Regions from separate parts of the Homo sapiens genome. Here region 2 is linked to region 1. A link is a loop called in an ENCODE intact Hi-C map of the cell type or tissue named here. Cell type or tissue: endothelial cell of umbilical vein. All regions are shown on one strand. Each heading gives the region's core, and the rest is flanking DNA. Links, peaks and the distances in the headings are about the cores only.

Region 1 (16,404 bases), core at 1-8,000:
GGTCAGACCAGTTGCTCTCAAACCCTGTCTCCTGATAAGATGTTATCAATGACAATGGTGCCCGAAACTTCATTAGCAATTTTAATTTTACCCCGGTCCTGTGGTCCTGTGATCTCGCCCTGCCTCCATTTGCCTTGTGATATTCTATTACCTTGTGATGTATGTGATCTCTGTGACCCACACCCTATTCGTACACTCCCTCCCCTTTTGAAAGTCCCTAATAAAAACTTGCTGGTTTTGCGGCTTGTGGGGCATCACGGAACCTACCGACATGTGATGTCCCCCCCGGATGCCCAGCTTTAAAATTTCTCTCTTTTGTATTCTGTCCCTTTATTTCTCAAACTGGCCAACGCTTAGGGAAAATAGAAAAGAACCTACGTGACTATCAGGGCAGATTCCCCGATAACTATTAATGGAATGTTATTTGGCAATAAAAAGAAATGAAATACTGATACATGCCACAAATGGATGAACCTTGAAAATGTTATGCTAAGTGAAAGAAGCCAGACACAAAAGGCCACATATTGTATGATTCCACTTATATGAAATGTCCAGAATAGACAAATTACAGAGGCAGAAGAAAGATTAGTAGCTGCCTAGAACTGGGGGTTTGGGGGGAGAGGAGACTTGACTGTCACAAGGTATGGAGTTCTTTTTTGGGGTGATGAAAATGTTCTAAAATTGTAGTAATGATTGTACAACTCTGTGACTATATTATAAACCATTGAGCATTATACTTTGAGTAAATTGTATGGTATGTGAATTATATCTCAATAAAGCTTTTTTTAAAAATGAGACAGTATTGCATACACAGCAGAATGGCTAACGTCTTTTAAACTGGCAATATCAAGTATTGGCAAGGGTGTGGAATGGTGGTACCTCATAATCCTGCTGATAGAAGTATAATTGGTACAACCATTTTGGAAACTGTTTATCATCACTGCTTACATTTGAACACATGCATACCCTGTGATCTAAGATTTCCACTCCTAGGTATATCTCCAGCAGAAGAGATAAATCCAGAAATGCTTTTGGCAGCATTATTAGTAAGAACGGAAACAACCCAAAAGCTTATCAATAGTAGAATGGTTAAATAAACTATGATGAAGTCACACAATATAATATAATGGAAATGAATAGACTGCAGCTACACACAAAAGGTGAATTTCACAAACCTAATACTGAGTGAAGGTAGCCATATAAATATATACTGTATGACTCCATCTTCATAAAATTCATAAAACAGGTAAAACTAAGTTGTGGAACTTAGGAATACATGCTTAAGGAGGTAAGTTATAAAGAAAATAAGAAAACAATTACCATAAAAGTCAAGAGAGTGATTACTTTGGGGGAAAGAGATATGAGTAATTGGGAAGGGGCAAGAGGGAGTTTCTGGATTGTTGGCAGAGTTCTATTTTTATAAAACCTGGTGATGAGTAGCATGTTCATTGTGTGATGATTCACTGTGATGTACATTTTGTGTGTACTGTTCTGTATGTTTCACAGTAGAAATGTTCAGGTGGTGATTAAATACTTAACACAGCACATGTCAGCACACACGCATACATATGTATTGAATCTAAGCAGCAGTTAGTAAATATTTTGTGAAGATAGTATGCTAAGGACTGATAATTCCGTTTCTTCATTTTTTTAGGAATATGTTTATCCAGAAGCCAGAGACAGACAATACTTACTATTTTTCCATAAAGGAGCCAAAAAGTCACGTTTTGACCTAGAGAAATACAATCAACTCAAGGATGCAATTGCTCAGGTAAGTTTTACAAAAATTAAAATAAATCCCAGCCCTATCTTGCATGGTTATTATTATTATCCACAGCCACGGTTCTTCAAATGAGTAAACTGAAGGAATGTTCCAACCCTCTTCTTCCTGTATAAATTATTCCTCAGTTGATTACAGTAACTATTTTAGGCATGGACATTTCTCTAGAAAGTTTTATAAAAAGCAAGTGAGAAGATGGTGTGTTTGCTCCATCCTGTTAACACTAGCACATTGACATTTTTAGGCCTACTTTTACTTTTTTTTTTTTTTCATTTTATTTCTTTGTAGTTGTCTGTTTCTACTTTTCCCTCTGCTTTTTGATTATTTCTGTAATAATTTATCTAAGATTTTTCACAAAAATGTGTGGTAGCAGTGGGGAAAAGTAAAACCCAGGTAAGAGGGAAAGACTGCTAGAGATCTTTGCCAGGGACAGTTTAGAGATTATTAAACTAGAAGATGCTTGGAAAAGATTGATATATTTTATTTTTCATAAAAGCTACCTCTTTCAAATTTCTGGATGTGCCTCCCTCACTCTGTTATCTTTGATTTTGGTGAATAAACCCTCATTCCTTTTCTCTGTAGTCTTTGTGACTTTAGAGATTTTTCAGCAATCTCTAGAAGCTTTTCCATCCTCTTTAATGTTTAGTTGCTCTTCTCTGCCTTTCCTGTCTCTTCTTGATGATAGGGTTGTGCTTTGAATAGGCTTAATCCATCTTCCTGCTTTGGCCTAAGTGGAGTTCTGTCTTCCTTTGCTATGTATGGTGATTCTAAACTGGAGGGAATACATCAGAATCATGCCTGGAGCTGTTAAAAGTACAGATGCTTCAGTCTCACCCTAGGCTTGCTCGTTAGTCCAGCTCCTCCCGGGTGAAGTCCAAGCATGTGTGAGTTTTGAAAGTACTACAGTTGACTACACACGCTGTTCCAAAATTCACTGGCTAAGTAAAAACTTAAACAGGTACTGGATAAATAACTAAAATCTTGAGTAGCATAAAGTTCTGGCTCTTAGCCCTTGTGAAAGGGCTTCTCACTGGAGAAACACCATCAAGATGTATGTCTCAGATGCTCCTTACATTCTTAGCCTCTGAGTCCTACCCTGTTGATAGCACTGATTTTTCTGGAGGCTTTGTTGAGGGCTGAAACTGCCAAGGATGGCTTCCATTTTGGATTCACCCTTTGTTGTCCTATGCCGTGAGTTAAAATGCTTTGTCTTTCAAGGCACTCTTATTTTGAGAGTTATTGAGATGATCTCTCTGACTTATAGTAATGGAGAACAGTTTCCTTTTCTTGGTAGACAGTAATATCATTGAAAGCTTCACTAGCCAGTTTTCTCACCTTTTGTTTCTATTTTAGGCAGAAATGGACCTTAAGAGACTGAGAGACCCATTACAAGTACATCTGCCTCTCCGACAAATTGGTGAAAAAGATTGATCTGCAAAAAGCCTCTGAATCCTGGCAGAAGGAACACCTGTTTGCCTTTTTAATTAAAGCATTGCAGGTGGAAGCTGGGAGCCATGTGGGGGGTAGAGCGTTTTTACCTTTAATTATAAAACAAAAACAGAAAGGATCTGAGGGAAGAAGGGAATGTTAAAACCTGAGGATCAGGCATTGTGGAATATAAGCTCAAAGGGCTTAGTGAATATTGTCTTAACCAAGTATCTCAGTTTCTGGATGAAAATGATGCAGTTATATAGTTGAGAGATTCATAAAGAGAAAACAATGCTGGGGGTGTTCGTTTCTTGCATCTTCTTTGCAGAGTCAGCAAAAGAGTAACACACCAGCACCCCACTCGACTCTATTTGTTTTTAATTTAACTGTCCCTATTTTTGACATAGGAGTAAATAAATATACTAGAAAAGCAAATTCTCATGATATGCTAAAATATCATTAGCATTTATTTTAAATTGGACCCAGTCTCTGCAGAGTTACCAGGAATCTTTCCTTCCAGCATCCCTTTACTGACCACCTACCTGTACCTCTTGGTTACACTCATTTTTTCCATTTGATAATTGGAACCAACTTATAACTGTTTAATAATTGACACTTTAGATTATCTCTTAATACCTTCTTAAATGTCTATATATCCCAGTGCTCTGGATCAGTGTCTAAAAATCACTGGCAACACTGCATGAGGTTGTTGGTTTTGTTTTGTTTTATTAATTAGTCTTTCACAGGAGGAATAATTGCCCTCCTTTATATACTTATCTATTGATAATCCCCTCTCCCTCCAGAACACAAATCAGAGGGAAAGGGGGTGTTCAGCTGTACTACCAAATCAGGAAGATGTAAGGTTTACAAATTGGCTAAGAATCATGGCTCTGTAGCCATTTCAACCAGAATAATTTTATTGCTAATCTGCTTTGTGTGACAGCATTCCAGGCCAGCCAGATGGGACTGCCTTGTCTGGAGGCTTTGTTCATCTCGAAGGACACACACTTCCACACTGTTTGTGAGCCCTCCCACCTCCACAACTTCAGTTGTAAATCAAGTGTGTGGATCTCAAAGGGTGCAATTTATCTTTATATAGGAATACATTTCTAGGGCTTCCTTCAAGCCCACTCTCTTCACCCTATTTTTTCTTATCTTAAATTGAGAGAAAGAGAATTAATCTTATACTTTGTCAAAACATTTTCTACCATATTTCCAGATGACATCTGCGCTTGAAGAGTCAAAGGAATCTGTGTCTAATATCCTGTTTTTAACTGCTGTAGGGGCAGGATGGAAAGGATGATGGGGGCTGCCACACCACTGATTGGCCTTTTCTTTCACGTGATTCATCCTTCCTCATTGTGGCAAGGAGTTTCTTTCTCTTTTTCTTCCTCCTTTGGGATCATTGTGTATGAAAAGAAAAACTTTAAATGACAAACCCAGACTCCAGGTGCCTTGCAAAGGTTGAAGGCCAGCCAGGATTGCTGCTGCTGCTGCTACTCCTGCCAACACCCCTTTCATTGGCATGACGGAATGAAAGGATGCATGTCTCCACTTCCTGACCCTCCGCCCACTTCCTTCTCCCTCCACCACCCCCAGTCGTCAGCTCCTTCCCTCATTTATTTTTGTTAAGTTGTGTGAATTATTTTTAACCCATTTATCCTGTTTGTGCATAGGGTTTTTAAGAAGAAACAGCACAGTGCAACGAGCAAATCTTTTTGGGGTGTGTGGGAAGCAAGGGAGGGAGGACATGGAGAAAAGTTCTTTAAACAAATAGCAAACTATTGAACATGTGTAAAATCCTGTATCATTTATGAAATATGTATAAAAAGCAATGTACCTTCTGGAACAATAAATACTTATTCAATTTTTGAACGATAGCATCTCATTCTTTAAAACAAAACCAGAAAAACTACATTTCCTGTGATTCTAGGTGGGAAGTTTTTTACTTCTAAAATTCATTTTTATAAAAATATCATTATCAAATTAAGCTCTTCCTTAAGCCTATATTTCAAAAATAGGCATTTCACTAGTTCTTCCTGAACCTAAGATAATCAGTATTTTCCTAATTTTCCAGAGCCACCAAGAGGTTGAGTGACCTGTACAACCGTTAATAAAGTCAGCAGCAGCAGTCTCAGTGAGCCTGAATCCTCATCTCCTGATTGACAGGAAAAATCTCTGTGGTATCAGATCACCTGGATTGCCCAGTGCTATGGGCTCCTGGACTCAAGAAAATTGTTCAAAGACGCACCAAAATTAAGTATTCATTATTTTCAGAGTTTGTATCAAATTTACAGTGGTAGCCAAACAGGAAATATCACATGCTGCCAAGATCACCACAGGCATATTTAAAAACTTGTATTAAATATCTGGTTGCTGGAGTGCAATATGAGGTGCTGTTCAAAGAGCCTCTGTAGCTGTGGTCCTGCCTTCTGGCAGCTTACAGCAGCCTAACGCAGACAACCCTTACCCCCATGTAAAGTGTAAGAAGGTAAGGTTTGACAGAGCAGAAGCATCGCCATCTTGGACAAGCACTGCCATTTTAAGTTCTCCCAATTAAAAACCGCCTAAATCCAGCCCAGAAAACATCAGCCTAATGGCTAATGTCAGCATGACCATAAACCATAAATGACACCTTAGACCAGAAACTTTCCAACCCTGAGATAAAGCCCCCTCTGACCAGAGACATCCCAGCCCCGAGATAACCTCCCCTCCGAACAGACATTCCACCCTTGAAATAAAATTCTCCTCCACCCAGAAACACTCCGAGCATGCGATAAGCTCTCCCTTGCTAAACCCTTAAGTACCCTCAGTCTGTAAGACAGAATGCTCCTGATTGAAATCAGCCAGAATACTCCCCAAAATAAACCTGTCTTTGACTATTGAGCCACTTCTTGTGTTTCCTCCTTCTTTCTTCAACTCTTACAAGGTTGAAAATATTAAGTCGTTTTTTGCATTCAACAAATGGTATCTACATACTTCACACATTCTGTTAAGCTTTGCAGGGTTGTGTTTGTTTTGGTTAGGTTTTTTAAGGAAAATGAAAACATGATTCCTGCCTTTAAGGAGCTTACAATTTGAAGTTTAAAGCAGGAGTATCCAATCTTTTGGCTTCCCTGCACCATACTGGAAGAAGAAGAATTGTCTTGGGCCACACATAAAATACACCAACACTAATGATAGCTGATGAGCTAAAACAAAACACAAAAAACCCTCAATGTTTTAAGAAAGTTTACGAATTTGTGTTGAGCTGCACACGGCCTGCAAACCATGGGTAGGACAAGCTTAAAGTATAGTGAACAACAAAGGAAACCTTATTAAAAAATGGGCAAAGGAGTTGGACAGTTCTCCAAGAAAATATATAAATGGCCAATAAACATGAAAAGATGCTCAACATCACTAATAAGGAAAGGTAAAACTACCATGAAATACCACTTCACACCCATCAGAATGGCTATTATCAGAAAAAGCAGAAAATAAAACGTTGGTGAGAAATTGGAACCCTTGGTACTCCTGGCGGGAATGTAAAATGGTTCATCTCCTGTGAAAAATGGTTCCTATGGTGGCTCCTCAGAAAGTGAAACAATTACCATATGATCCAGCAATTCCACTTCTGGGCATATGTCCAAAAGAATTGAAAGTAGGGACAAACGTGTACACACATGTTCATAGCAGCGTTATTCACCATAGCCAAAAGGTAGGAGTAACCTGAGTGTCCGCCAACAAATGAATGGATAAACAAAACATGGTGTGTGCACACAACTGATTATTATTCAGCCATACAAGAATGGAATTGGGTCACATGCCATAACAAGGATGAGCCTTGAAGACACATGCTAAATGAATCAAGCTAGTCACAAACGGACAATTACTGTATGACTCCACTTACATGATTCGTCAAATTCATAGAAACACAAAGTAACATAGTGGCTGCCGGGGTGAGGGAGGGAAGAATGACAAGTTATTGTTTAATGCATACAGAGTGTCAGTTTGGGAAGATGACAAAGTTTTGGAGGTGGTTGGTGGTGATGGTTGCCCAACGATGTGAATGTACCTAATGCCACTGAACTGTACACTTAAGTGGTTAAAATGATAGATTTTATGTATATTTTACCACAATAGAGAAAAAAAAGCATAGTGGATTAGAGGCAAATAATGATAGTGTCAAATCTATTACTGAGTGTAAGTAATGCAGTTTTGCTGAGGAAGCATAGACTTTAGAGGTGGAAAAAGTAGAAGGGTTCTCAGAACATGGTCCCCAGAGCAGCAGCATGTCATCTCCTGGAGCTGTTAGAAATGCAAGTTCTCCGGTCCCCTTTGGATCAGAAACTAGGAGTGGAGCCAAGTGTTCAACAAGCCCTCCTGGTGATTCTGATGAGAACCATCACTTTAAAGAGAAAGGAACTGAGGCTCAGAGATGGCGCCTACATCACAACTCCTCAGTGCATCCTGTGGTCAAGTACCAGACTGAGTGGCTGGAGGACTGCTGAGCATGGTGACTGGTGAGTAGAAAAGATGTAACCAGAGGTGATGTTAACACTAATGTGGTATCCTGCTTGTCAGGGTGCAGTGGTAAGCACATGGTGGATGCTTTCAAAAACAAATACAAATAGGTTGACTTTTTAAATCTATCTGGAAAGATTTCACAGAAAAATGGGACTTCTTAGATTTTAGAGCTCAGTTTCACCGAAACTCTTCAGAGTTTTAATTCAGTTTTATCACTGCCAACGTTTGTTTGTTGCTCTCCCAAATGAGTCCAAGCTCCTTATTTCCCATGGTGCGCTTGTGATATTTCCTTAGGATAAATGTGTAAGTTATTTTTAATGAATCCTACTGAATATAAGATTACCTACTTTGCCTGTAATCCCAGCACTTTGGGATGCCAAGGTGGGTGGATAGCTTGAGTTCAGGAGTTCGAGACCAGCCTGGGCAACATGGCAAAACCCCATCTCTACTAAAAATACAGAAATTAGCCGGGCATGGTGGTGCACACCTGTAATCCCAGCTACTTGGGTGGCTGAGGCAGGAGAATCATTTGAACCCCGCAGGCAGAGACTGCAGTGAGCTGAGATTGCGCCACTGCACTCCACCCTGGGTTATAGAGTGAGACCCTGTCTCAAAAAAAAAAAAATACTTATTTGATAAATGTTAATATTTTATAAATGCATCATTCACTGAGCAACCCCTCCTCCTTGAACTTCAGCTCCTGTGACTCCACCCTTGGGTTTCCGTTCGTAAATCTGTGACTACTTCTTGGTCTCCTTTACAGCGTCCTATTCCTCTGCCCACATCTGTGATATTAGGCTTCCCCAAGGTTCCATCTTGGACCCCATTTTCCATGGGTGTGATCTCACCCCTCTCCCCTATTTAAATTACCATTTATATGTTGGTAGCTCTCAAATTGTTACTCTAGCTCAGATATATCCTAGACTGATTTATCCTCTTCGTAACTGGTCTATTTCTAGCATTGCCTTCTGTACATTAAATTCTCTCAATGTCACCAGAGTATTTTTGTTTTTAAATTCTAATAGCACATAATTTAGAAAAATTGTAACATATGAACAAGCATTAACATTAAATATGGGGGAGGAAAGACTACAAGACACCACAAAGAAGCAATTCACCAAACCCAAAACGTGGAACATTCTGTAGGACAAATGATGGGGTTTCTTCAACAAATGGAAGGAAGGGGGGAAGACCATTATGGATAAAAATATATATATATATATATATTTTTTTTTTGAAACGGAGTCTCCCTCTGTTGCCTAGGCTGGAGTCCAGTGGCACAATCTCGGCTCACTGTAACCTCTGCCTCCCAGGTTCAAGTGATTTTCCTGTCTCAGCCTCCCAAGAAGCTGGGATTACAGACGTGCACCATCACACTTGGCTAGTTTTGCATTTTTAATAGAGATGGGGTTTCACCATGTTGGCCGGGCTGGTCTCGAACTCCTGACCTCAGGTGATCCACCCACCTTGGCCTCCCAAAGTGCTGGGATTACAGGTGTGAGCCACTGCACCCAGCTGATAAAAATAAATTTAAGTGACAATCAAAATGCAATATATAAATCTTGTTTGGATCCTGACTCAACCCAGCAATAAAAGGAATATTTGGAACTATTGGAGCAATTTAAATATGGATTGGATATGAGTTAAGGAATTATTACTAATTTTCATAGTTGTAATAAAAGCATCATGATTATGTAAAAAAATACAATGTGTTAGAAATGCATACTGGTATGTAAATGAAATTGATAGAATGTTAGTAATTATTATAGCTGAGTGTTCATTATTGTTCTTTATACTTTTGTATATATATTTGAAATTTTTCATCATAAAAAGTAAAAAATGAAAGAGCAGGTCAACTAAAAAGGAAAAAATAGAAATAAGGGGGAAAAAACATCTTACCATCCTGGGAATTCTTGTTTACAGAACCAAAGGCTATCTGGTGAAAGTCCTTGACTCCAGCAATCAATCCTGGCAACAAGTCTGGGTTTATCTCATGCACACGTCCTCTGTTTCTCTGCAACACATATGAAGCCCTCAGATGGCTTCCTAGGCGCAGGAAGTTGTGGGGGATTGTTTTTTCTGTTTAAAGCACTGATACTTAGCAACACTATCCTGCAATGAGACAGCAGAGTCATCCATTGCTGCCATCAAACCACAACTTAATAAGTTAATGGTCAAATTGCCTGTGTCCCACTGATGTTAGTAATGAAGTAGCTAACTACAATTTTAGATCAATGGAAACCCCTTGCTTGACCATAAACCCTGTGCTTCTGGAGACCATGTGTACTTTTGTCATTGTCAAAAACCAGTGATTGCCCGAGCTCGGTGGCTCACACCTGTAATCCCAGCACTTTGGGAGGCCAAGGCAGGCGGATCACGAGGTCAGGAGATCGAGACCATCCTGGCTAACACAGTGAAACCCTGTCTCTACTAAAAATACAAAAAAATTAGCTGGGCGTGGTGGTGGGCGCCTATAGTCCCAGTTACTTGGGAGGCTGAGGCAGGAGAATGGCGTGAACCCGGGAGGCGAAGCTTGCAATGAGCCGAGATCACACCACTGCACTCCAGCCTGAGCGACAGAGTAAGACTCCGTCTGAAAAAAAAAATTGTGCTAAGAAGCACATTTTCTCTCCTTTGTCTAAAAGTGAAACTTCAGGAAATTTTGACATTTAATTTTCCAGAGTGTTAATTTAATGAGTAGTTTCTAATTTTAAGCTCCTACCCCATCTTAATGTGAGAATTAGTGAAATAAATAACATTAAACCATTTTTTAATTTTGGGAGTAAAGACAATAAAAATATGAGGTATTGCTGCTTGAATTAGTAAAAACACAATTTAAACCTTGTTTCTTTCAGAAGTTTTGAGGCCAAAGACCGTAATAAAACAAACTCAGGAGCTTATTTCAAGAGAATACTGTCCTTGTCTCATACCTGTCCTTACTACTTTGTTTTGTGTGCTATTATAAGCTCCTCAACCATCTGACCAAGACAGTTGCAGTGATTTGGCTTCATCCATTCTCGTTTAGTGTGCAGTGCTATGGCTGCAACATTGTGAAATCAATTCCTAGAAGTCACAAAGCAAGAATTTGACGTGAAGGGATGTCCCTCATTTAGAATTCCCTTCTGGATAAGATACTGGGGTTTCATTGCAGGGAATTCTTGAGAGAAAACAATAGGAGGATGAGGGATTGTGAGTTGTGTTTTTTTTTTTTTTTCCTAAAGAAAACTATTAATAAAGGAACCCTGTTGACAGTGTAAAGCAGTGCTTCTCTCTGGGGCCAAGGCCAGAGCTGTGGACACCTTATCCCACTCATCCTCATCCTCTTCCTCTGATAAAGCCCCTACCAGTGCTGATAAAGTCTTTCTCGTGAGAGCCTAGAGGCCTTAAAAAAAAAAGTGCTTGAAAGAGAAGGGGACAAAGGAACACCAGTATTAAGAGGATTTTCCAGTGTTTCTGGCAGTTGGTCCAGAAGGATGCCTCCATTCCTGCTTCTCACCTGCCTCTTCATCACAGGCACCTCCGTGTCACCCGTGGGTGAGTCTCATGTCAAGAACTTGGCACAATGCACTTTTTGTTGTGGCAATTTGCTATAATGTACAGATGATTAAGAACTAGATTCCAGTACCTTAAATGCTAGCTCTAGAATCTTGTAAGAAAAGTCCCTAATAATCCTTGAAAATAGATTTCCCGAGAATTTCTGTTACATGTTCCATTTAGCCTCTTGCCTGGACTCCAAAATTTCCATGGATCTGCCATATCCCACAGCTTTCACTAGCTAAAGAGTTCCTGGAGTATGTGTAAAAATAATTCTATCTTCTTTGTGTTCTAGGCACTTTATAGTTCCAACTTGAAGAGCCAAAAAAAAAAAAATTAAAGTTGAGCATAGAATTTTTCTTTAATGAAGGCAAGGGACTGAAAGCTCTGTTGCCATGGGGGGCACAGATCTGGATAAACCAAACTCATTAGTCTTTATGTCAGAAAATAAGACTTTTTGCACAGATCGAGTGAATCTTAAATTGTCTCCCTCCTCAGGCTTGGTGCAAAACTGGCCAGTCAGGCAAAGAAAAGTTTCAATTCCAGTTACTAACAGATTTCTCTCTTGCATCTTTTTCTAGTAGAATGTGAGTACTAACTGGAACAGAGGGTGGGGGTGAGATGGAGAGAACCATCCTTCTTGACACTTTTGAGTAGCTCAGTATCTAATTGACCCTGGCTTATTTCTTCATGGTTGCTCTAGTACCTGAAAGGATACACATTAAAAATAGGCTTGTGGCCAGGCACGGTGGCTCACACTTGTAATGCCAGCATTTGAGAGGCCAAGGCGGGTGGATCACCTGAGGTCAGGAGTTCAAGACCAGCCTGGCCAACATGGTGAAACTCCGTCTCTACTAAAAATACATACACACAAAAAAATTAGATGGTCATGGTGTTGCATGCCTGTAATTCCAGCTACTTGGGAGGCTGAGGCGGGAGAATCACTTGAACTCGGGATGTGGAGGTTGCAGTGAGCCGAGATCGAACCACTGCACTCCAGCCTGGGCAACAGAGGGAGACTCCATCTCAAAAAAATAAAAATAAAAATAAAAATGGTGATTTGAGACCCTAAGGAGACCTGACACCTAAAGGTAATGTGGGATCCTGGAACAGAAAGATATGGGTGGAAACTAAGGGAATCTGAATAAGTGTGGACTTGAGTTAATAATCAGGTATCAATAGTGGGTCATTAATGTGACAAAGGTACCATGCCAATGTGTGGTAAATGTATGGCTAAAGGTAACGTGTCATAACAAGGGAAACTGGGTGTGGGGTATGTGGGATCTCTTTGTCCTATCATCTCAATTATGCTGTAAATCCAAAACTATTCCAAAAAATATGCTTGAGCTACCTGTCATTAATCACCCCCTATCTGCTGCCAATAACTAACCCAAGGGTCGCTCAGAAAGTTGTCCTCCCGAAAATCTCCACTCCCCTTTCTTCCCACCCTTCTCCTTACCTATTCTCCCTCTAGTACCTCCTATATTCCCCATTCTTTCCATATACCATCGCCCTTCCCAGATCTTTTCCTCCAACCCCCAGCTCCTCAAGGATGATATTTGGCTCAATGCCAGAAGCATGATAAAGGGGGAACTTTGGGAACTAGAGCTGGTGTTTGCCCTGAGAGGACAGGGGAAGTGAGAGAAGAGGAAAAGAAGGGATGAGAAAGGGGGAAGCAAAGTGGGGTGATGAGGGAGGAGGATGGAAGAGGATGGAGCAGGAAAGGAGGGGCACTTCCCGACCAAGCTCAGGCACAGGGTCGAAAAGGGGCTGTGATTCAGGGGCGGCTGTCTGCCGGATAGGACCTGGAGGGTTGGAGGACTCAACCCTGGGGCGAAAGGGTGGGGACGCAGACATGGTTCCCTGCCCTTGGCCCTGCGTGGTCCTGGTGGAAGACAGCAGAGGGGCAGCTGGCAAGTGGGCATCTTAGCAAACCATTGAGGAGCTTCTGGCAGGCCAGGAAGCTGTTCTTTTTGAAGCCTTCGCACTGAGATGTATAGATCAGCATTTTAGGATGAATGTGCGCAATACCAGATTCTGGGCTTCACGCTGAGATTAAAAACAGGATATAAGACCAGTGGCCAGATTATTAGATTGGATTGCTGCCTTAAAAGGGGGTAGAGTGGGATGGGTACGTTAAATGTCAGAAAGTATTGGATGGTTAACTTTTAAAAATATATATGTATTATTTAATTAGTTATAGAAGATGGTAGATAAACTTTTCCTCCTCATACCCTATCTCCCCTACAGCAGGGGAGGAAGTGAACTTTTAGCAAACAGCCCAAGAAATGACATTTAACTTGAAGGAAAAACTTTATAAATAAGGAAATAGTTACTGAGAGAGGTTTAGGAGTTTCTGTAGAAGCGATTAAAAGTTAAGTATCTAACCATTTCTTATAAAATTAGAGCCAGGGAGAGGAATCAAATATTTCTATGACTCTGTAATCACCTGTGAAACTGCTCTGGAAACCTTATTTGTAAGAAAAAGTCACAGCTGGGAGAGCAAAGGAGGAAGAAATTTGTCCCTTTTGATGGGAGAAAGAATCTGAGGATATTTCTTCCCCTCAAAGGATTATGGTCTAGGGTTCAGCCGAGATACATAAGGGGCATTTTAAAGAAAGAGGGTTGTTTCTGCCATTTGCAACCCTGCGTGTTATTTCCAGAAAATGCAATATCCCACTTATTTCTTGTCTTACATTGTCATATTTTCTTGGAGGCCATTAGCAGTGGGCTACACTTTTCTCTACATGTGACTGAAGTTTAGAGAGTAAACTTAACTTTGAATTGTGGATATGTAGATTGGAAAAATCTAAAGTATTTTCTAGACAAGTTAGATTTGGTGATCATGGCCCATTCATATTTAATTTTTGTGCAGTATTTGCTAATACTGAATTCCCTGCCCACAAAATGTATTGGCCCTAATGTGAATTTCCTGCCTATGATATCAGTTACGTAAGTCAACCTCATGTGCATTAAGAAGGATAATATAGTACTCTCTGGCCAATGTTCCTTTCTAGAATTTCTTGGTTTCATAGATTCTTCATAAGGACAATTTACCTATGTTGATTCATTAATTAGTTTCCCTGGAGTTAAGGGGAGCAATGAGAATATTGGAGATATTGGTTCTTTAGTCATTAAAATGTTGTTTTTCTATTTATTTATTTGTTTGTTTGTTTATTTATGAGACGAAGTTTCACTCTCTTGCCCAGGCTGGAATGCAATGGTGTGGTCTCGGCTCCCTGCAACCTCCACCTTCCGGGTTCAAGCAATTCTCCTGCCTCAGCCTCCCAAGTAGCTGGGATTACAGGCACGTGCCACCACGCCCAGCTGATTTCTGTATTTTTAGTAGGGGTGGGGTTTCACCATGTTGACCAGGCTGGTCTCGAACTCCTGACCTCAGGTGATCCACCCGCCTCGGCCCCCCAAAGTGCTGGGATTACAGGTGTGAGCCACTGTGCCTGGCCAAAATGTTGTTTTCCAATGTTTTCATGACATACAATAAAATGTTTTGGTTGAGATATTTGTCCTTGTAATTTATGCACTAAATATGTATGCCTGAGAAACTTGGCTATATGACAGCTAGGATAGTAATGCCATGGTTAACTGTGAATACACAAAGTTCTTGGTATTTTCAATAAGCTGGTAAAATATATACCAAAATTCACTTTGAGAATATTTCTGGTAACAACATGCTAGTATACTCTGTATTTCAAAGTAGGTGACATGTGCCCGAGGCCTTTTTCTTTTCAGTGGAATGAGCTTTTACACATTCCTGATCAAGTCAAACTTTCTAATAATGCAAAATTCCACCTATAATCTTTACAAATGGCCAGCCAAATACTTTTTTGAAAATTTCCAAGGATTGGAAGCTAACTGCACTGTGACACAGCCTCTCCATGACTGGATAGCTGAACTGAAACGTGCTTTCCCATAATTCATTCTTGTTCTTGTAACAGAATAGCTAATTCCTCTTTCACACGCCTGTTCCAGATTTTTAAAAACTAATATGCATTTTCTTCCATCTTCTTTTTTCAAAATGATAGTTCTCAACTTCTCCTGTAAATAATTTTTAGGACCCCTTCTAAGTCTGTTCAACTTTCTCTGAACAAATTTGTCAATTACTTTCATAAAATACAGTCTCCGGCCGAGCACCAGATTCATGCCTGTAATCCCAACAGTTTGGGAGGCTGAGGCAGGAGGATCACTTGAGCCCAGGAGTTCAAAACCAGCCTGGGCAAGATGCCAAAACCCTATCTCTACCAAAAAAAAAAAAAAAAATTAGCCAGGTGTGGTGGCATACGCTTGTGGTCCCAGCTACTTCAGAGGCTGGGTGGGGAGGATCACTTGAGCCCAGGAGGCGGAGGTTGCAGTGAGCCATGGTTGTACCACTGCACTCCAGCCTGGGTGACAGAGCCAAACCCTGTTTCAAAAATAATAATAATACAGTCTCCATGTATGAACAAAATACTCAGAGTGTGGTCTGACTCGTGCAGAGTTCAGTGAGTCTTTAATCCTAACCTCCCTTGGTCTGATCAACTATCCTTCTATCAAATAATTACTCTGGATAAAAATTCAGTTCAATGCTAACACTTAACTTTAGGTTTGAAATACTTTTGAAAAGGGCATTTATGCAACATGTTTAAATCAACCTGAGGAACCTTAAACAGCTATTTTTTGTGACCTTAACTAATTTCTCTCTGGAATTCAAAAATGTCCAAATGCAAGACCAAGAAGTTGGACTTGGGCTGTTGGTGGTGTGATCCGAAACACTCCAGGTACTCTGAGGTATCTTTTTCATTTCCAGCCCTAGATCCTTGTTCTGCTTACATCAGCCTGAATGAGCCCTGGAGGAACACTGACCACCAGTTGGATGAGTCTCAAGGTCCTCCTCTATGTGACAACCATGTGAATGGGGAGTGGTACCACTTCACGGGCATGGCGGGAGATGCCATGCCTACCTTCTGCATACCAGAAAACCACTGTGGAACCCACGCACCTGTCTGGCTCAATGGCAGCCACCCCCTAGAAGGCGACGGCATTGTGCAACGCCAGGCTTGTGCCAGCTTCAATGGGAACTGCTGTCTCTGGAACACCACGGTGGAAGTCAAGGCTTGCCCTGGAGGCTACTATGTGTATCGTCTGACCAAGCCCAGCGT
Region 2 (16,404 bases), core at 4,300-12,299, 160 kb after region 1:
TTTAAATTTTTTAAGTTTTTATTTGCATTTCTTGTTATATCATAACATATCTCGGCCAGGCGCAGTGGCTCACGCCTGTAATCCCAGCACTTTGGGAGACTGAGGCGGGTGGATCTCTTGAGGTCAGGAGTTCGAGACCAGCCTGACCAACGTGGTGAAACCCCGCCTCCACTAAAAATACAAAATTAGCCAGGTGTGAAGGTGCACACCTGTAACTTCAGCTACTTGGGAGGCTGAGGCAGAAGAATCTCTTGAACCAGGAGGCAGAGGTTGCAGTGAGCCGAGATCACGCCATTGCACTCGAGTCTGGGCAACAAGAGCAAAACTCCGTCTCAAAAAAAAAAAAAAAAATCTTGATGAAGGGTTTGAGGCTTAGCAGTTAAAACCAATGTTGATTGTAGGTTAAAAAAAAAATAACTGTCAAACTGTCATCTTAATTGTAGTTCTGTTGTAGTCACTACAGAGGAAAATGAATTCTACTGATGCATGGGAAGTTATTTCATTTAATTTGACTTTCATGTAAAATCCCCTCCAAAATATAGTAACACTCCCTTTTTTTTTGAGATGGAGTCTGGTTCTGTCACCCAGGCTAGAGTGCAATGACGCTATCTCGACTCACTGCAACTTCTACCTCCCGGGCTCAAGCAATCCTCCCACCTCAGCCTCCGGAGTAACTGGAACTACAAGCATGCACCACCACGCCCGGCTAATTTTTGTATTTTTTTGTAGAGATGAGGTTTCACCATGTTGCCCAGGCTGGTCTCAAACTCCTGAGCTCAAGCAATCTACCTGCCTTGACCTCCCAAAGTGCTGGAATTACAGGTGTGAGCCGTCACACCTGGCCCAAAATACATTAAGACTTTCCTTAGTTTAAGAACTATCTTCAAGTTACTCATCTGGATCCCATCCTTAACAATTACTGCTAATCTGTCTTCAGTGACATTATTATAGACATAATAGGTTATCTAAAAACTCAGCTCTGAATTTACATTGTAACATTACTAAAATTCAGTGGAGACCATTATACTGTAATGTATGTTAACTGTCCATTCTTCTAGGACCTGGAAGTCTTATTCCTGTGTTAGATTAAATCATAAGAAATCCAGAGGTTTTGCTTTCTAGTACCCAGTGCTTTAACTGAGTTGGGATTTTTTTTTAATGTTATAGCATTTAATAGGAAAAATCATTTGAAGATCATTTATCTTTTGTATAACTGTAATTGAAAATGTCAACTAATTATACAGTGTTTTTCCCCATAAAACACAATTTAGTGCCAGGAGAAAAAAGAACTATTTCTTCAGATAACTTTATATGTGTCCTTTTTTTTCCATTAAAAATTAAATAGCCCAAAGTATGTTCCTTTTGGCCTTAATGACAGGACCTGAAGCCAAAGCTGTGCATTCAATTAGAGTAACATTTCTATGCTTTTTTCCTTTCTACTGAGTTTCCGCTGTTAAAAAAAAAAAAAAAAAACTTCATGATTTTGTAAAATACCACTAGAATGCGCAGAGTAAGGGAGCAACATTCTCACACTGCAAAACTACACTTCTAATATGTGAGTAAGGAAAGCTCCAAAGAAAAATGTCAGTAATGTAATTTGAACATGATCACTACCTTCTTCTAACCCGACACACACATAAGAATATTCTATGATTAGCTAATCGAAAACCACTATATATATATATATATATATATATATATATATATATATATATATATTTTTTTTTTTTTTTTTTTACAAAGGCAAAAGATAAGTCACACCCCAAAGTGCCAGTTACAGAGGACAAAATTTCCAATAATTCTTCTCTAGGTGCTTGATGGTTAACAAAGGCTAATAATCTAGACTGGGAATTTATCCAGTCCCTTTGCTTCATAGTGGGATAATTATGCAATAACACTATACATCCACTCATTTCAGTTATCTCAGTCTGAGTACCACAGTTCAACCCATTACAGAGCAGTGTTGTTAAAAGTTATGCCATTAAAAAAAATAAAAAAGCTGAACCACTCAAAACTTTTTGTATTTGTTTATATATATTATACTTTAATACTAATTTGCTCCTTAGTAACAAGGGTAAACAAAATCTTAAGCCTAAATAACATATTTATGATATATTTAAGGCCAGACATGGTGGCTCATGCCTGTAATCCCAGCACTTTGGGAGGCCAAGGTGAGATGATCACTTGAGCCCAGGAGTTCAAGACCAGCCTGGGCAACAAAGCAAAACCGCATCTCTACAAAAATACAAAACTTAGCTGGGCATGGTGGTGTGCACCCGTAGCCCCAGTTACTCAGGAGGCTGAGGTGGGAGGATTGCTTGAGCCTGGGAGGTGGAGGCTGTAGTGAGCCATGACTGTGCCACTGCACTCCAGCCTGGGCGACAGAGTGAGACCCTGTCTCCGAAAGAAAATAAAGTAAAATAAAATAAATAAATAAATACACACATATACATATATATCATGTTACATTCATGATATCATAAATACCGTATTGTAGGAAATCATCACTTCAGAGTAAAAAAATGAAAATCACTTTCCCACCAGAATCAAAAAAGCTTTTCTACCACTCTAAACAGATTATTGTTTATTTGCATAGGTCATTATTTATATTACTTTAACTAGACTTTATGAGTTCACTTAACTATCTTTTCAGAGCACAAAACTGAATGTTTACATTTCAAAAACTTCAAATTCCATTTCTCTGATCTACCCAAAATTATTAGCTTTTTCATTTACAAGCTGTAGTAAATTCTTAGGGTTTTTATTTGCTTTTTTTTTTTTTTTTTTTTTTGAGACGGAGTCTCGCTCTGTCGCCCAGGCTGGAGTGCAGTGGCGGGATCTCGGCTCACTGCAAGCTCCGCCTCCCGGGTTCACGCCATTCTCCTGCCTCAGCCTCCCAAGTAGCTGGGACTACAGGCGCCCGCCACTACGCCCGGCTAATTTTTTGTATTTTTAGTAGAGACGAGGTTTCACCGTTTTAGCCGGGATGGTCTCGATCTCCTGACCTCGTGATCCGCCCGCCTCGGCCTCCCAAAGTGCTGGGATTACAGGCGTGAGCCACCGTGCCCGGCCTTTATTTGCTTTTTAATAGTGGAAAAGACAGAGATGACTTGCCAAAAGTTAACAGATTGTCAGTAACATAAGTAAAGCCTTTTTTGGCTGGATGCAATGGCTCGCGCCTGTAATACCAATACTCTGGGAGGATCACTTGAGCCCGGGAGTTTGAGACCAGCCTAGGCAATATAGTGAAACCCTGTCTCTACAAAATAAAAAATTAAAAATTATCCAAGCATGGTGGTGAGCACCTGTATTCCCAGCTACTCGGGAGACTGAGGTAGGAAGATCACTTCTGCCCAGGAGTTGGAAGGAGCAGTGAGCTATGATCATGCCACTGGACTTAGGCCTAGATGACAGAGCAAGACCCTGCCTCTTAAAAAAAAAAAAGCCTTTTTTGTTTTATGGGTTTGTTTGTTTTTTGAGTCTCGCTCTGTTGCCCAGGCTGGAGTGCAGTGGCGCAATTTCAGCTCACTGCAAGCTCTGCCTCCTGGGTTCCTGCCGTTCTCCTGCCTCAGCCTCCCCAGTAGTTGGGACCACAGGCACCCGCCACCATGCCCGGCTAATTTTTTTGTATTTTTAGTAGAGATGGGGTTTCACTGTGTTAGCCAGAACGGTCTCGATCTCCTGACCTCGGGATCTGCCCGCCTGGGCCTCCCAAAGTGCTAGGATTACAGGCGTGAGCCACCATGCCCCGCCTGTTTTATGTTTTTTAAATACTAAAGGAGTTCCAAAAATATTTTGCCAAAAAAATTCTATTTGCTGAAATGCTGGAACAAATTATTACTTCCACTGAAAGTGATGTCATCGCTTAGACAGTTCTCTAAATACAGATATTTGAAATTCCTTTCTAAATCATTCAAAATACAGATGTTCCCAGGCTACAAGGGATTAAATTAACTGACATCAGAACACGAATTTTCTTCCATTTGGCAACTGAGATGGCCTTTTTTTTTTTTTTTTTTTTTTTTGAGACAGAGTTTTTGCTCTGTCACCCAGCCTGGAGTGCAGTGGTGCAATCTCAGCTCACTGCAATCTCTGCTTCCCAGGCTCAAGTGATCTACCCACCTAAGCCTCCTGGGTAGCTGGGACTACAGACGTGCACCATCACTCTCAGCTAATTTTTTTCTTAATTTTTTGTAAATAGAGACAAGGTCTAGCTATACTATCCAGGCTGGTCTCAAGCTCCTGGGCTCAAACCATCCTCTCACCTCAGCCTCCCAAAGTGCTGATATTACAGGCATGAGCCACCATGCCCGGCCTTCTAATGCTAGTAGCTAAATACCTTCTGCTATCATTTATAATATGTAAGTATGGTTGTACCTTTCTCAAAAATCCAATAAAACTGCTTAAGAGCTACAAAGTTAGAATATTTAAAAAATAGGTTTGAAATGTTTAGCAATATTTAGTTTTTTTTTTTAAGTGTATAGATCACTTTCCTACAGTGATTTATTTTGATTTATTGGCAACAGTCCATTGACTGTGGGCTGGATATTTCTTCAAAAGGGTCATTGCATACATAGAAAATTTCCAAAAACAAACAGTCTTCCAAAACATCGAATTCATGAATTTTTTTTTTTTTTTTTTTGAGATGGATCTCTCTCTGTCGCCAGGCTGGAGTGCAGTGGCATGATCTCGGCTCACTGCAATCTCTACCTCCCGGGTTCAAGCCATTCTCCTGCCTCAGCCTCCCGAGTAGCTGGGATTACAGGCGCGCCACCACACCCAGCTAATTTTTGTATTTTTAGTAGAGATGGGGTTTTACCATGTTTGTGAGGATGGTCTTGATCTCCTGACCTTGTGATCCACCCACCTTGGCCTCCCAAAGTGCTGGGATTACAGGCGTGAGCCACCACTCCTGGCCGTAATTTTGTTTTATATGCTTCCTAGAAGCATGCAAATCTAGAGGATTTAGCTATTTACAAACTTTATGACAAAAAATGTGTAAAACCATGCAATAATCTGATAAAATCTGTTAACAGTTTAATTTTTATTTTTTTTAAAGAAGGGGTTTTTTGTAGATATGAATTAGGTTCTGTAATAGAATGGAAAATTAGCTTAATGTAAAAATCGGGTTAATTGCAATGTTCAGAAGCACTGTAAATCATATCTCAAAACATGTCTATGCAAATTAGTTTCTGCAAATCCTTACTATCTATTAGTGTTCCTTAAGGATAATTGCTCCTGTGATTAAAATGAAAATCATATTATGGCAAATTTAAATTTTCTTCATGTCTTCTAATGGGGTTCAGGACACTCAACCCCAAAATATGGCACTGTAGCATTTGAGCAGAAGCAGGTCTCTCTGACCTTCTCCCACTCTTTTCCCCTTAAGCAGGCTATAAAAGAATTGTCTAGGCCAGGCACGGGCTCATGCTTGTAATCCCAGCACTTTGGGAGGCCGAGGCAGGCGGGTCACGAGGTCAGGAGATCGAGACCATCCTGGCTAACACGGTGAAACCCATCTCTACTAAAAATACAAAAAATTAGCCGGGCAGCAGCGGGCGCCTGTAGTCCCAGGTACTCAGGAGGCTGAGGCAGAAGAATGGCATGAACCCAGGAGGCGGAGCTTGCAGTGAGCCAAGATTGCGCCACTGCACTCCAGCCTGGGGGCGACAGAGCAAGACTCCATCCCCCCCCCAAAAAAAAAAAAAAAGAATTCTCTGACCTTCCTCTAAAGTAGTATAAGACTTTCAATCCAGAAGTATCCTCTCTCTACCTGGAAGAAATGAACATCCTTATCCTGAGACACAGAGATACCAAGAGGTATGTGAACAAACAGGCTTTGCTAAGTTTCCCCCAGTTTATTACCATTAGATCATATCCCCTTTGTTCATCATACTTCTGTATGACTATCCACTCATCAAACCTAGCATAAAAATACACAGGTTTCCCTGTTTCTTTGGGTTCTCATTTTTTTCTATTTCTTTTCTCTTTTTTTTTTTGAGACAGGATCTTACTCTGTCACCCTGGCTGGAGTGCAGTGGCATGCTCATGGCTCACTGTGGCTCTCTGTAGCCTCAACCTCCTCAGGCTCAGGTGATCCTCCCACCTCAGCCTCCCAAGTAACTGGGTCTACAGGTACATGCCACCACACCTGGCTAATTTTTTTTGTATTTTTTGTAGAGTTGGGGTTTTAACATGTTGCTCAGGCTGCGGTCTTCATTTCTAAAGGCTTCTTGTCAAGTAAATTTTGTATTAAATAAATTTGTATGATTTTCTCTTGTTAATCTGTCTTTTGTTATAGGGGTCTCAGCTATGAAGCTAGTGATAGGCAAGAAAAAAAATTTTTCTCTCTTACTGGGGCAAAAGGGCAGGTGGTGTTATACAGCAGAGACAAGAAACCAAGACGTGTATAGTAACGTTTAAGGTTAATATATAAAAGGCATATGGTCCTGCCCAAAAAAGAAAAAGGAAATGCTGAATCAACACATTCGGTCCAGCCTAATCTTTTTCTTTTTGAAGACAGCAGTAATCTTCAAAATTTCTCTGAGTACCTCCTAAAATGCCTGTTAAAATCTATGTTTGCCTTTGCATAAATTTTTTAGTTGACAACTAAATTTTTTCATAATTTAGTTTCGAATGATTGAATTGTCATATTGAAAACGTTGGTAATTTCTAAAAAATGATTACTTTAAATGTATCCACTGGAATCTAAATACCATAATGATTTGATATCCACCATCATCCACTTAAAATATGTGAACAAAATATTTTTTAATACTTGGACATTTTACATCTTTTTTTTTTTTCTTGATGTTATAGTTTCATTCCATTCTTATCCTAGAACAGTTAATTCTCAACAGGGGTGGAGTCACTAGAGGTAGTGGTGGGGATTTTACCTATCAGGGGACATTTGACAATGTCTGGAGACATTTTTGATTGTCACAACTTAAGGAAGGGTGCTACTGGCATCCAGTGAACCACAGATGCTATTAAACATCCTACAAAGCTGAAGATAGCCCCCAAGAACAAGAATTATCTGACTCAAAATGTCAATAGTGCTATTGATAAGGTTAAGAAACCTTGTCCTACAGTGACACATTTTTATGCCTGAAAATCTTTTATTTATCACATTATACTTATCTATATTAAAAATATTTATACAATTAACAAAAATATGAATTTCCTAAAACAAAAAGCCTGTGTTAAAGACCTATAAAAAGGCTGTGTTAAAGATAGTATCTTCTGGATTGTTACTATAATTATTATTCACATTTGTTAATCTAAATAACATGACTAAACAATCATTATCAAGTATAAACAAGTGAAAATGTATTAAGATGTTCCTAATGAGATGGATGGGGCTTATGTTTGTTATATTTCATTAGTTATTGTGTCTGTGGATAAATATTCTACTTGTTAGAATAAAAATTCAGCACAAAGATATTTCTATTTTCATGAGAGCCGAGAAACCTTCACAAGTAGATGGAAAAGGAGTTCTATTGTAATACTGTCACCCAATTCTGTGAGCTCTAAGTTACACAGTGAGCTCTTTTTAAAAAACATTTTAGTGATCAATCAACTAATAACCTAATAAGATTATCTTTAAACACTGTTAAAAGCAAGGAACTTGCAAAGGCTTTGTTATAAAGGCACTTACTTACGCAATACCTGCAGCTACTAGGTGACCCTGAGATTTTTAAACCCCTGCTTTACTGCAGAGTCCAAAAGAGGCCTTGTTTAATGAAGGGAATTTGGGAACTTCTCTTAGTTCAATATGAGAACACATTTCACTTATCAAAGTTTGGGGAGCCTCAACAGACATTATGTAAGTTAATGTTACTTTGGAAAACCCCTATTAACTGCCCCATAACCATGTTTATTAGTCCGTCATGAAAACTCCAGCACAGATATTATCAAACATCTATGCCTAACCACCTAGGTCTTAGAAACTATATCATGAGTTTTCAGAAAATTAGATTCCCAAGAAAGAAATGGTCCAAATATGACTAAAGTTCTCTCCATTACTCCCTTACCTCTTAGATACTCTGTACTGTGCTGTGGTCAATTTTCCAGTCTCAGGGTCATGTACTGTAGCTCGGCTCAGCTACAAAAAAAGAGAAAGGACAAGGACTTACTCCAGTAGCAGGCAATTTTGGGCTTTTTGTTTGTTTTGTTTTGCCAAGCCACAGGTGATTGGAAGGGTTCAGATTGGTCTGGATGGTGGGTAATGGTCTCGAATCCACAAAAACATTTAGAAAAGTGGCAGTAAGAACAGCCACTTCCAAATCAAGAGAAAATGAGTTGACAGATTTTTGTTGTAGATTTATTGTCCTTTCACTTTTTTTAAACAAAAAATCATTTGAAGCTGTATGTAAATGATTTATAGCACTGGGTTTCACAGAAACTTTCTCAGATCTAGAAGTTATTTAAATATTTTGAAAAAAAATAGTAGACTCCTTAAATTCATTTTTCAAACCTCTCACTGAGATAAAACTGTTTTTAAATCTCTCTGGCAAAGTAAAAGGCAACTAAGTTTACAACTAATTTTTGGAAGACAGAGCTCAGAAGCGTAACTCTGTTCTTCCTACTGCCAACTTTTGAGTCAGCGAATTTTTTTAAATAAAAAACTCAAACAGGAGGAATACAGATTACTACATAATGACAATGTTATTTTACAAGATGTATGAACAAATGCCAACGTAATCACCATGAAGGAGGATATGAATCACCGCAGCATTTATGAATATGAGAAAACTGCATAGGTGAAGACTACTACTCCCAGATTCAGGAGGCTGCTGCTTTATTTCCCCCTTTGGCAACAAAAGGGAAAAAGAAAACAAGTATCAGGCCACTTCCTGGATATTTGACACCTGATCTGAAGAAAGATAAAAAGCATATTAATTCCCTAAAAATAACATACCAATTAAAGGTTAAAAACAGAACTTCTAGTGAAGGAGAAAGACCTGTGAAACACAAAGCAGTTTATCCATGCGTTATCCTGTTTATATACAGGGTGGTGACTTGAGCTGGTGACTGAAAATGACCCACTTTCCTTAAATGAATAATTCCTGTAAGATGTATAAAACACTCATTAGAGGGCAAAATATGCAGCATACACATCTCTTACCTTTTGCTAATTCTGTAATGTACCGTCTCCAAGTCTCCTGTTATTGGGTTTGAAATGGTGGCTCGCCTCAGCTGTGAAGCCAACCATCAAAATAGTTGCATTACAAAACAAAAAACTGAATCACATTTACCCAACCAGTCAGAATTCCAGGGTTTTTACAAAGGAGGCTAAAAAGAGAAAATAACTCCATACACTTCCAGTCACCTTGTGCTGAGCCTTGAAAGCCAGTTAGTTTTTTAGGTTTTTGGGGTTTTTTTTTTTTCTTCAATTTTTTGTTTTGCATAGATGGAGGACATACAAACAAAAGAGATTGGAAATTAAATTTCTTTCAATGGTGAAAGGACATGACAGTAAGAAAAAGAGACATATCTAAAATTTGAAGTCTAATTTACAGTTAAAATAGCCATCTGGGGGTGGGGAGAGAAGGGGAAAAAAAGAAGAATGCCTATTTGCAATTAATGATCCATTCCAAAACCTTTGACTTTAATTTTTTTTAGTGATGGAACTGTTTGCACAGGTTAATGTTTAAAATTCATTTTAAGGTCAATCTTTTGTCCCTTCAAGATAGCCACTCTCATTAACATATACAGTGAAATAATCTTGGACTGAGAACAAAGGCAGAGGAAAAGAGCTCATAAATGTTAAAAACAGCAAGAAAGAGGTGACCGCCTAGATAATAATTTCAATTTTTTTTAATGGAACGATGATTCTGAGGTTGTGAGAGCATGAAATTTTATTGCCATTAAATTTATTGATCAAAAACAATCCAAATTGAGGAATCTCCAGAATATAACTTGATCTCCAAGTTGAAATGAATTAATTACCTTGGATGGCACCAATAATATATATTAATGTTAGACCAGTCTTTTGCATTTATAATGTAATCTTTGGCCAAAAAAAAAAAAAACCACCAATTTGGAGAAGCAGAAAAACTCTAAAAGAAATTCTAACTTCATTTTGTAGTATAGATATCCAGATAATTCAAACCTTTGATATAATAAGGGTCAACAAACTATGGCCACAGACCAAATTCAGCCTGCTACCTGCCACTGGAAATAAAATTTTACTGTAATATAGCCACACTCTTTCATTTACATATTTTCTTTGGCTGCTTTTGCACTATAATGGCAGAACTAAATAGTCATGACAGAGATCATATGGCCTCCAAAGCCTAAAAAATATCTAATATTGACCTTTATGGAAAAAATCTGCCAACTCCTGTGTAAGACAGCAAAGCATGCCTAGAATTTATTCAACAATCTCTTTATGAAAGTGATGGCAGCTTGTATTTTACTATCAAGAAGACCAAATATGTTTTAAGAACAAGCTGATGGGGGAAAAGGCAAGAGCATAAAGGGTAGTCTTTTCCACATTCTCACTAAAGAGTTTTTATGCTCAACACTAAGCTTATAGATTGGGTTTACGTTAGATTCTTTTTCTTTTTAAGATAAATTCTGTGGGTTAAAGTCAGAAAACTATCACCATTTCAAATTAACATAATACTTGTGCCCAATTATATCTTTTTATAATAGTAACAATGTGCCTAAAAGGGAATAAAAATACTTCCACGGTATTCTTTCAGTAAAAATACAGAAGTGAAAAAGCTGGGCTTTGAGTAGCCTCTGAGATTAAAAGACTCCAAAATACAGAGAAAAGTTTATCAGGAAGACAGTGAAACACAAATTTGTTAATGGTGAATAAAAATCTCACAATAATTTTCATAATTCAGTGCTTAAAACCCAGTTAAGGGTACATTACTTGTGTTGATAACAAATGGAAAAACTGGCATAAACACAGCATCATTAGTAACTCCATTATGCTGAGGCAAAATATCTTTAAAAAATCTGTGGCATTATTCGTATATCAATTATCCTATTTTTTTACAAAGAAAAATTGATACAAAGGTACAGTAAATTGAGGAGAAAGAAAGAAAACATTATTTACCCTTGGTTTTGCTAGGTCTTTGACGATTTCAATTTCTGCATCAGAAATAATATCATGGAAGCGAATAATACGAGGCTTGTCCCATTCATCCTCCTGTTTAGCTGGAGCCAGAATAAATTTAGGATTACGGTTTCCATCATGGTAGCGGCAAAAGAGTTTTTTCTGTCTCCGAGGGGTCTAAACATAAAGTTAAGAATATGATGAATATATTACAGTAATAATACTTTTAATATCTATTCCTATGCAGATAAGAGACAATAATCATGCTTGCATATACAGAGTATCTCTGGAAAAACATACAAAAGAAGCAGTACTCTGCAAATATTTTGCCTCAAACAGGATGTTCAGAATTTTAAATACAGTATTAATGATTATTTTCTGGGTGAGAGAGGCGAGGTCTTAAATAAGGAGAAAGGTAGTGTATCTCTTTTAACCCTTCACTCATCAAAATAAAGTTCAAATGTTTAAATATGAAAAAAAAGCCATGTTTATGAAAATATTAAATGAATGCCTGGCATTGCTCTAAATGGCACAAAGTAACTGGAAAGCACCCAGAGACAAAAAGTTTCTAGAAGAAAAAAAAAACTAGGTTTTCCTAAATACCTCACAGTTAAATGCTTGTGGCAAAAAAAAAAAAAAAAAAAAAGGAATTTTTTTAAGGGCAAAATAAAAAATGGATAGCTCTGAAAAAGAAAAAATAAGTTATTAAACAAAGATCCCAGATGCTTTTATTAGGCAGTATAAAAATAGAGCAGTCAACAAAACAAATTCCCTTCAATCATCTATGTATTATATTAATAAGTTATTTTGTTGCCTACTTCTCTTAATTAAACAAGTATGTCAGGCCTGGCATGGTGGCTCATGCCTATAACCCCAGCACTTTGGGATGCTGAGGTAGGAGGATCACTTGAGCCCAAGGAGACCAAGATCAGCCTAGGTCACACAGCGAAATCTCGTCTCTACAAAAAATTTAAAAAATTAGCCGGACATGAGGGCACTTGCCTGTAGTCCCACATACTTGAGGGGCTGAAATGGGAGGACTGCTTAAGCCCAGGAGGTAGAGGTTGCAGTGAGCCATGATCATGCCACTACACTCCAGCCTGGGTGACAGAGCAAGAAGCTGTCTCAAAAAAACAAAACAAAACAAAAACAAGTATGTCACATAAGCAGGAATATGAGTAGTCTGTTTCAATTATTATACTAATAGTATACTAAAACAAATAATGATTCATGTTTATTCTCCATGCACTTTACCTAGAGTCAAATCCAAGGCTTTAATTTTTAGTAAGTCTTTTATATAATGATGAGATGAATGTAGCTATTCTGAGAAAAAGAATTTTTTGTTTTTGTTTTTGTTTAGACAAAGTCTTGCTCTGTTACCCAGGCTGCACTGCAATGCCTTGATCTCGGCTCACTGCAGCCTCTGCCTCCTGGGTTCAAGCAATTCTCCTGCCTCAGCCTCCCAAGTAGCTGAGATTACAGGCCCCTGCCACCATGCTCGGCTAACTTTTTGTATTTTTAGTAGAGATGGGGTTTCACCATGTTGGCCAGGCTGGTCTTGAACTCCTGACCTCAGGTGATCCACCCACCTTGGCCTCCCAAAGTGCTGAGATTACAGGCATGAGCCATCGTGCCTGGCAAGAATGTTCTTTTGATCTTAGGCAAAGTTGAGTATGTGTTACATTAACAAACCGGGAAATTAGCAGACTCTTTGTTTTATATCTACAGTTTTATTTTGTTCCTTAAGAGTTATTAAGAGCAATAAAAATTTCTGCTTACTGCGGAAATTTGAACACTAGATATTTGATATTACAAAACTTGTGAATTTTTAGGTGATAATGGTATTGTAGTTATTTTGAATTTGTATCTTTAAAAGATACATACTAAAATATTTAGTAATGAAACAGAAAAGAAAATGTTTAATGAGGGAACAGGTGCAGTGGCTCACGCCTGTAATCCCAGCACTTTGGGAGGCCGAGGCAGGCGGATCACGAGGTCAGGAGATCAAGACCATCCTGGCTAACAAGGTGAAACCCCATCTCTACTAAAAATACAAAAAATTAGCTGGGCGTGGTGGCAGGCGCCCGTAGTCCCAGCTACTCAGGAGGCTGAGGCAGGAGAATGGCGTGAACCCAGGGGCCGAAATGGCGCCACTGCACTCTAGCCTGAGCAACAGAGCGAGACTCCGTCTCAGAGAAAAAAAAAAGAAAATAATGAGTCTAACAGTGTCACCATCTTTGTATTTACTCATTAGCTCAAGCATGTCCTCCTAGGACTCCATGAACCTATCTATTGAAAGTGTCACCATACGTATTGTATACTTTGCTGTTAGTGGTTAAGCTGTCAACAGTCATCAATATCGAAATGCAAAGCCCAGCTTGAGTTTACCAGTAGTAAAGAAAATGTTAAACACTTTTCAAATGTTTACACCTAAAAGTACTTACTCCAAAAATTCACTAACTCCTTCTATGCAAGCCTGTGTTCAACTGAAAACTAATACCACATGAAATTCCTTTTCAAAAGGTTCCATAATCAATTAATATTGAGAAAGAATGTATATCATATCACAATGCACATTATCATAAAAAGGTTCTGAGAAGTTTTGAGGCTAAACAAAAACCTATGTTCAACTTTGTTTAACAAATGTTCCCCAGACTTTGTTCTTTTTGCTTTTGGCCTAGTATCTATTAACATCTATAGAACTGGAATTCTGAGTTATAAATACATATACAATAAACAAAGTAATATTTATAGATATATTTTAAAGAAATATTAAAGACAAAATCTGTTGAAAACTTTCTGCATTTTCAGTATTAAACAGACTAAAGCATTTCACTAAGCAATCTTGTGAAGATTAACTAGGAGCAAAACTACAAGGGATTATTGTATAGATGAATCTGTTGTATCTCATAAGATGCACAGAGTAGTGTTATTGTCTCTAATTAAGGCTGCTGAACAGATGAGTGTGGTGGCTGACGCCTGTAATCCCAGCACTTTAGGAGGCCGAGGCGGGAGGATCACCTGAGGTCAGGAGTTTGAGACCAGCCTGGCCAACATAAGGAAACCCCGTCTTTACTAAAAATACAAAAAAGTTAGCCGGGCATGGTGGCGAATGCCTGTAGTCCCAGCTACTTGGGAGGCTGAAGCACAAGAATTGCTTGAACCCAGGAGGCGGAGGTTGCAGTGAGCCGAGACTGCGCTACCGCATTCCAGCCTGGGTGATAGGGTGGGTTTCTGTCTCAAAAAAAAAAAAAAAAATACTGCTGAAATCTCTCTTGCATTAAATATAAAAAAAACTATCACTTCCTTTAAACTTATTTGATCCTTCACCCTGGAAGGATCAAATGAAAAAGGTAATATTGCCCCAAACATATGTAATAGTATATGATTCACAAGCTTTATTTTAAAGCTATTTTACTAATAATTGGAACATATTAAATGTGGCACCCACAGAGAGAGAATGGTATACTGTAATTTTTTTTTTAAAGTTTTTTAGGCTGGGCACAGCAGCTCACGCCTGTAATCCCACCACTTTGGGAGACCAAGGCAGGTGGATCACAAGGTCAGGAGTTTGAGACCAGCCTGGCCAACATGGTGAAACCCCATCTCTACTAAAAATACAAAAATTAGCCGGGTATGGTGGCGGGCACCTGTAATCCCAGCTACTCAGGAGGCTGAGGCAGGTGAATCGCTTGAACCCAAGAGGCGGAATTTGCAGTGAGCCGAGATCATGCCACTGCACTCTAGCCTGGGTGGCAGGGTGAGACTCCATCTCAAAAAAAAAAAAAAAAGTTTTTTAGAGACAGGGTCTTATTCTGTAGCCCAGGCTGGAGTGCAGTGGTGTAATCATAACTCACTGTGCCCCTGAACTCCTGGTTCAAGTGATCCTCCCACCTCAGACTCCTGAGTAGCTAAGACTACAAGTGTACACCAGCATGCCCAGCTAATTTTTAAATTTTTTTGTAATGGGGTCTATGTTGCCTAAGCTGACATACTGTAATATTTTATGCAGTCATTCTGATTTTTATCACATAGGCTTAAATATAAAATAACTGATTCTCTCCAGAACTGTGTACAAACACATACACACACACATTCACATACACACAATTGGCTTTTCCACTTTACCATTTTGATACCCTCCCCACGGCACAGCATTTCGTACTTCTGTCTCTCTGGCAGGTAATCCACAGCAACCCCTTTTTTCTTTGGTGTAGTTTTCTGATCAGATTGGTCATCTGAAGCAGACTTATTGACATCTTTTTCTTTAGCCATTATATACTCAAAATATTTTAAGTTACCATTAGCTCTCTGATGTTCAGGATCTATTAGAAGAGAAACAAAGCATGTCCATGGGTAAGTTCATGCTTGTTCAAGCATCAGAATATAGTAATATAAAAATAGGAGACATTATAATTTATCTTCCAAACCAGGTTGCTGTTGTGAGTGAAAGGAGGCACTAATAAAAATTATTATACCAAAATAATAGGTATAAGTTACTACTGCCCCCAAGTAAATCAGGACATATAGTCACCTATATAAAAACAGTTCTGGGCCAGGCCTGGTGGCTCACACCTGTAATCCCAGCATTTTGGGAGACTGAGGTGGGTGGATCACCTCAGGTCAGGAGTTCGAGACCAGCCTGACCAACATAGTGAAACCTCGTCTCTACTAAAAATACAAAATTAGCTGGGCGTGGTGGTGGGTGCTTGCAATCCCAGCTACTCAGGAGGCTGAGGCAGGAGAATCACTTGAACCCGGGAGGCGGGGGTTGCAGTGAGCCGAGATCATGCCATTGCACTCCAGCCTGGGCAAAAGGAGTGAAACCCTGTCTCAAAAAAGACAGTTCTGGAGACAGAAACAGCTATTTATTTAAAGGTGGCAACTGGTGCTTTTACTTTGAGAATTTACTAATCAGCTAAAGGAACTAAGTTCAATTTGATGTCAAATGAAGTTTAAAATCTTACTCATCCTACTTATTTTAAGAAATGAAAAAGATTTTTCCAAGACAGAAAAACAATCACATGAGGAAGACAGGGGATAAGCAATTCAAAAGCAACCTTTACCACAGATACATTATAAATGTAGCCTACTTCTAAGGGCTGAGTGAAGTTCAGTCCCAAATTTCTAAGTAAGAAGGAAAAGGGAAACTAAAGATATAATTTTCGAATAAGCTGGAATCCACTAACTGCCTCAGAATTGCTAGTCATAATTTTGAACTACCTTTTAGTAGAAGAAAAGATGACTACGCTACCCATCTGAGAGGAAAAAAAAAAAAAACTAAAGAACCACACACACATAAAAATAAAAAGGCAGAAGAATATATAGAGACT

What was found. Peaks named below come from ENCODE experiments on the same cell type or tissue, not always from the same donor. Only the 100,000 strongest peaks of a DNase experiment are listed, where the experiment ranks them.
Region 2: it touches region 1 in a loop (9-fold over the local background); 2 of 110 quality-filtered maps call a loop at or near these places.

The regions. Positions count from the first base shown.
Region 1 is chr10:72,882,612-72,899,015 of GRCh38, forward strand. MCU (mitochondrial calcium uniporter) reads left to right here. Exons shown (of 8, transcript NM_138357.3): 7 at 1,655-1,771; 8 at 3,134-5,083. The coding sequence ends at 3,211. OIT3 (oncoprotein induced transcript 3) reads left to right here and starts at 11,128. Exons shown (of 9, transcript NM_152635.3): 1 at 11,128-11,248; 2 at 16,053-16,404. The coding sequence starts at 11,188. RefSeq lists an enhancer at 4,400-4,694 and a silencer at 16,146-16,356. In endothelial cell of umbilical vein, for the core only: no CTCF peak of the experiment used is centred there; a DNase peak (open chromatin) is centred at 4,520; H3K4me3 peaks cover 176 bases; H3K27ac peaks cover 1,847 bases.
Region 2 is chr10:73,035,854-73,052,257 of GRCh38, forward strand. P4HA1 (prolyl 4-hydroxylase subunit alpha 1) reads right to left here. Exons shown (of 15, transcript NM_001017962.3): 7 at 15,200-15,396; 8 at 11,072-11,248; 9 at 9,128-9,198. Among named protein-coding and RNA genes, the nearest start is that of P4HA1, 53 kb to the right of the region's middle. In endothelial cell of umbilical vein, for the core only: no CTCF peak of the experiment used is centred there; a DNase peak (open chromatin) is centred at 8,748; H3K27ac peaks cover 1,971 bases.